Linked DNA regions of Homo sapiens: region 2 is linked to region 1. Evidence: read pairs that join two places in POLR2A ChIA-PET (ENCODE). Cell type or tissue: MCF 10A. All regions are shown on one strand. Links, peaks and the distances in the headings refer to the core of each region. The heading gives the core; the rest is flanking DNA.

Region 1 (2,919 bases), core at 321-2,820:
GCTTAGACCCTTTCCTGACACCTCCTTGCACCAGCCTAATCCTGCAGTGTGGCTTGAGACTCCCCAGCTCCATGCAGAAGCCATCAAGGATTCCTGACTTAGTTGTTCCTGCCTACTCATGTGTATAGCACCACATGGAGTGTGTGTTTACATAGCTAAGACAAGATGGGTTTTGTGAGGATACAAAAGACCCCTTTGGAGAGCAATTTGGCAATATTTGCCACATGCCATACTCTTTGACCCAGAGAGTGATTCCAAGGGCCTCTTCAATGGGTCTTCTAAATGTTAGAGTCCCCCAGGACCTGGTCCTGGAAACTTCTGCTGCATTCCAGGTGATGTCATACAATTCCATGACTTTATTTTTATATTTTTTATTTATTTTTATTTTTTTGAGACAGAGTTTCACTCTTGTTGCCCAGGCTGGAGTGCAATGGTGCAATCTCAGCTCACTGCAACCTCCGCCTCCAGGGTTCAAGTGATTTTCCTGTCTTAGCCTCCCGAGTAGCTGGGATTACAGGCATGCACCACCACATCTGGCTAATTGTGTATTTCTAGTGGAGACAGGGTTACTCCATGTTGGTCAGGCTGGTCTCGAATTCCTGACCTCAGGTGATCTGCCCACCTCGGCCTCCCAAAGTGCAGGGATCACAGGTGTGAGCCACCGCGCCCAGCCTTAGATTTTTTATTTTTTCTGAGATGGAATCGTGCTCTGTCCTCCAGGCTGTAGTGCAGTGGCGCAATCTCGGCTCGTTGCAACCTTTGCCTCTCAGATTCAAGCAATTCTCCTGTCTCAGCCTCCCGAGTAACTGGGACTTGGGACTGCAGGAGCACGACACCAAGCCCAGCTAATTTTTGTATTTTTAGTAGAGATGGTGTTTCACCATATTGGTCAGGCTGGTCTCGAACTCCTGACCTCAGGTGATCCACCCTTCTTGGCCTCCTAAAGTGCTAGGATTACAGGCATGAGCCACCATCCCCAGCCCAATCCCATGACTTTAAATGTGTCTGTAGACTGATAATTCCCAAACATGGATCTCCTGACCTCTCTCATAAGCTCCAGAGTCTATATCGAGCTCCCTACTTGACATCTCCACTTGAAGGACTAATAGGCAATTCATACTTAACTCTTGATTTCCCTTCTCCCCTCTTCCCCCACCCCGCTCCCAAATCTACTTCTTCCGCATCTCAGTAAATGGCACCACCTTCTGCCTAGTCAATGACACCATTCTTGTTTCCTCTTTAACTAACCTTCTCCCCAGACAGAGTCAGTTCATCAAGTCCCGTCAGTTCTGGATTGGGTCCTAAAATGTATGCTGGTCAGTTTCTACTTCTCTATAAGCTAGGGGTCCATAAACTGCTGCCTAGCTAGGCAGGCCAAATCTGGCATGCAACCTCCTGTTTTTCTATTGTGCAAGAGCTAAGAATGGCTTTTACATTTTTTGAGGGCTGTTAAAAAAAAAAAAGGAGGAGGAGAAAGAAGAGAAGAATGTGCAATAGAGAGCTCAAGTGACCTGCAAGCCTGAAATATTTGCTATCTGACCTTTTACAGAAAAATTTATTTCTGTCAGTTAAGCAAACAAGACAACAGCCTCCTTAATGGTTATCTCTGCTTTTATTATTGCCTGACAATAATCGTACTCATTAACATACCCAGAATGATTTTTTTTTCTTTTTTTCTCTGATTTTTTTTTTTTTTTAAGTAAAGCAGATCAACTAGATTAAAATCCAAACACCCAGCCACAGCCTGAAGGCTGAGGCCACTGTGTTCTGGCTCATGCCTGCCTCTCTGTGATTATCCTACCCATTAATGTCTTACCTGGCCTTCCAAACAGTTTAAGCCCCTACCTGCATCAGAGCCTTGGACCTTGCTGCCTACCTGGAGCTCTCCTCAGCTGTTGTCTCATATACTCTGCTGACTGCTTCTCATCATTTGGGTCCCAACTGAATGTCACCACCCCACATAAGTATCCCCCCCCTTGGGTTACTTTCTACCACATTATCTGGTTTTATTATCTTTATTTTTCTCTCTTTTTTTTTCTTTTTTTTGAGATGGAGGTCTCCCTCTGTTGCCCAAGCTAGAGTGCAGTGGCATGATCTCGGCTCTCTGCAACCTCCGCCTCCTGGGTTCAAACGATTCTCATGCCACAGCCTCCCAAGTAGCTGGGACTACAGGCACTTGCCACTGTGCCTGGATAATTTTTGTATTTTTAGTAGAGATGGGGTTTCACCATGTTGGTCAAGCTGGTCTTGAACTCCTGACCTCAAGTGATCTGCCTGCCTTGGCCTCCCAAAGTGCAGGAATTACAGGTGTGAGCCACCGCGCCCGGCTCTTTTTTTTTTTTTTTTTTTTTTAGGGACAGGGTCTTGCTCTGTAACCCAGGCTGGAGTGCAGCGGCGCCATCATAGCTCAGTGCTGCCTCCATCTCCCTGGCTCAAGCGATTCTCCCACCTCAGCCTCCCCAGTGCTGGGGACTACAGGCACACGCCACCACACCTGGCTAATTTTTTTTTTTTAGTAGAGATGAGGTCTCACTCTGTTTCCCAGGCTTGTCTCAGACTCCTGAGCTCCAGCAATCCTCCAGCCTCTGCCTCCCAAGGTGCTGGGATTATGGGTGTGAGCTACTGCACCCGGCCCTGGTTTTATTATCTACATGGCTCTTGTCACTGTTTGAAAGTATCTTATATATATATCTTTCTTGTTTATTATCACCCCACCCTACTGGAATTTAAGCTCAGAAGAGCAAGGGCTTTGATTTTTGCCTGATCTTTCCCTGAGATCAGGCACAATATCCTGTCCATAGTTGGTGCTCAACAAATACTTATCGAATAAATGAAATACAACATATTATAAAGCTCCTAGCACGAGATGAACATAGAGCAGTTGCTCCATAAATGCTAGTTCCTCTATGTAGTAGGTAC
Region 2 (2,919 bases), core at 108-2,607, 66 kb before region 1:
CCGCCTCAGCCTCCCAAAGTGCTGGGATCACAGGCATGAGCCACCGCGCCCAGCCTCTGACTCCAAGTCATTTTTCTTCCACCATACTATTTAGGAGAATTAGATGATATACTAGAACAACCTTCAGGATTTAGAAAAATGAATAGGTCTTATGAAAGGGCAATGAATTTGCATTATCTTACATTTGCATTTTTCATATACATTATGAGAGAATCTCCGTGTGGGGAATATATATTGTTACCATGTTATAGATAATGAAACAGAGGATCAAAGAGATGAAGTGATTTGCCTAAATTCTCACACCTGGTTGGTAGAGGCAACTGGATATGAATCCACTTTAGCCCCTCAGTGTGCTCCATGGACCAGCAGCATCAGCATCACTTGGGAGCTTGTTAGAAACACAGACTATCAACCCCACCCCCCAAAAAAATCTGCATTTCAACAAGATGATTTTGTATGCATATTAAAGTTTGAGAAGCACTGCTTTATATCAGGTTGTACTTTAATTTACTTAAAAAAAGAAAAAAAGACTTAAAGGGATTCATTGTCCATAAAGCAATGACAATCTTTATTTATTTTTTAACAGATAAACATTTTTTTCCTAGTTAATGAATATTTTTAACACCCACGATGTGTTAGGTATTGCAGAAAATAAAGCAAACATTTGGAAGGGTTTTAGACTACCTGGCAAAACCACAGCTATATAAAAAAAGTAAGTACAATAAAGTGATACTGGTGCTATGTCAGAAGTGTTTACAAGATAGAATAAAGGCACAAAGAAGTAACAATTTAGAAAAAGGCATAAATATGCTGGGCATGGGGGCTCATACCTGTAATCCTAGCACAGGCCAAGGCAGGAGGATCACTTGAGGCCAGGATTTTGAAACAAGCTTGGGTAACATAGTGAGAACCCATCTCTACAAAAAATAGCCAGGTGTGGTGAGGCATGCCTGTAGTTCGAACTACTCAGGAGACTGAGGCGGGATGACTGCTGGAGCACAGGAGTTTGAGACTGCAGTGAGCTATGATCACGACACTGCACTCCAGGCCTGGGCAACAGAGTGAGACCCAAATAAAACAATTATCTTTTGCTCCCTTCCATTCTGTTCACTAGATTTGCATTCTTTTACACGTTTCTAGGAAAGTGATGCAGTAGCTGCATGATCATCTGGCTGCTGTTAATAATGTTCCAATTCCTACTGCTTGAAAAAGTGAACCATCATATTCCATTTTTTGCTTTTAAGAGATGAACTTTTAAATTTAATTTAATTTTAATTTTTTTTTGAGACAGGGTCTTGCTCTGTTGCCCAGGCTGGAGTACAGTGGTGCGATCTTGGCTTACTGCAGTCTCCACTTCCCGGGTTCAAGTGATCATTTCAACAGGGAATTCAAGTTGGAGATTTTTTTGAGACAGAGTCTTGCTCTGTTGCCCAGGCTGGAGTGCAGTGGCATGATCTTGGCTCACTGCAACCTCCACCTCCTGGGTTCAAGCAATTTTTGTGCCTCAGCCTCTCAAATAGCTGGGATTACAGGTGTGCGCCACCACACCCGGCTGAGTTTTGTATTTCTAATGGAGACGGGGTTTCACCATGTTGGCCGGGGTGACCTCAAGTGATCCACCCACCTCGGCCTCCCAAAATGCTGGGATTACAGGCGTGAGCCACTGCGCCTGGCTGGGTCTATAGCATTTTAGTAATAGATTACTAATCTTGTACCTGAATACAGGTTATTTTTGCCAGAAATCAGAAGCCTGGGAATAGAGTTGATCTGCTTAGTCAAGCTGTACCATTTGCAACCTGCTAAATGCAATATGGGGATAATATGCCAACTTACTGTAGCATCAAACGTCCTCTTTAAGGTAAGCAGTTCAAAAATGACGCAGCCAACTGCCCAGATATCAGACTTGAAATTGTACTTTACTCCTTGACAGAGCTCTGGAGACATGTAATATGGGGTTCCCACAAGCTGAGCAACAAAGAAACAATCAAAGAATAACTTCTTTTCTGAGGTAACTATGTTAACATTTCAACAGCTTAATTAAATTTCCTAGGAACTAGTCATAACAACCATAAAACATTCATCAGCAGATTCCAAAATGGTTTTTATGAGACGATGCCACTATGGAAAGAAATCTTATTCATATCAAACCTCTTGGGTCAATTATAAAGGGACAATCTCTGTGACAAAGGAACTGTGGTAACTTGAGGGGCTCAATAGCTCTGTGATTCCTAGATCACAGAGGCTTCAGGCATTCAAGGCCTACTGAAGACTTTACACAAACTTAAAGACATACTTAGTAGAAGTTCACCAATGGGAAAAAAATCCAAACACTGGCAGTGGGGAGATGGTAACTCAATGAAGGAATTAGATGTTCTAACTAAAATACGCGCAATGAAACTTTTAAAATGCCCAATTTGGCATCTGTTATACTAACACAGCTAGCGAATTTCCTTTGAATTTGAAAAAGATTTTCTGACTTCAAAAATAAATTTGGAAATAAAAATGTCCTAAGAAGTCATGCCTCTCCCAAGATGAGATATAATGAATGCCCTAGCAGCTCTAATAAAATTCATAGTCAGCTTTAAGCAGCAAAGCAAAGCAAATTTCAGATGGCTTACATGGCTTTTATAAATTTTCATATCATTCCTTCTTTGCATTTAACTAGCTAAAAAAAGTCAAGTCTTGGTTTTATCAGATTGTTCTTGATGAGAAAAATCCATATAAAGATATGATTGCTTCTTCAGAAGCTCACTTTGGCCTCCATCATAGAAACATCTGAGTCCCTGAAGCAGAGACTCCAAACCCTAAACATCTAAATTGCTTGCAGGCAAACCTTGACATTATTAAAAAAAAAATTATTGGCCAAAATCAGTTTTCAATTTCTTTTAAGGACAGAGCATTGTGAAACTAGAAGAATAA

What was found. Peaks named below come from ENCODE experiments on the same cell type or tissue, not always from the same donor. Only the 100,000 strongest peaks of a DNase experiment are listed, where the experiment ranks them.
Region 2: POLR2A ChIA-PET joins it to region 1 with 5 read pairs; 9 of 35 experiments call an interaction of 5 or more read pairs at or near these places.

What each region holds. Positions count from the first base shown.
Region 1 is chr14:75,181,637-75,184,555 of GRCh38, forward strand. No RefSeq gene overlaps it. Among named protein-coding and RNA genes, the nearest start is that of TMED10, 6.5 kb to the left of the region's middle. In MCF 10A, for the core only: no CTCF peak of the experiment used is centred there; a DNase peak (open chromatin) is centred at 1,415.
Region 2 is chr14:75,115,362-75,118,280 of GRCh38, forward strand. It overlaps NEK9 (NIMA related kinase 9), which reads right to left. Exons shown (of 22, transcript NM_033116.6): 6 at 1,834-1,965. It also overlaps the pseudogene HIF1AP1. Among named protein-coding and RNA genes, the nearest start is that of NEK9, 10 kb to the right of the region's middle. In MCF 10A, for the core only: no CTCF peak of the experiment used is centred there; no DNase peak of the experiment used is centred there.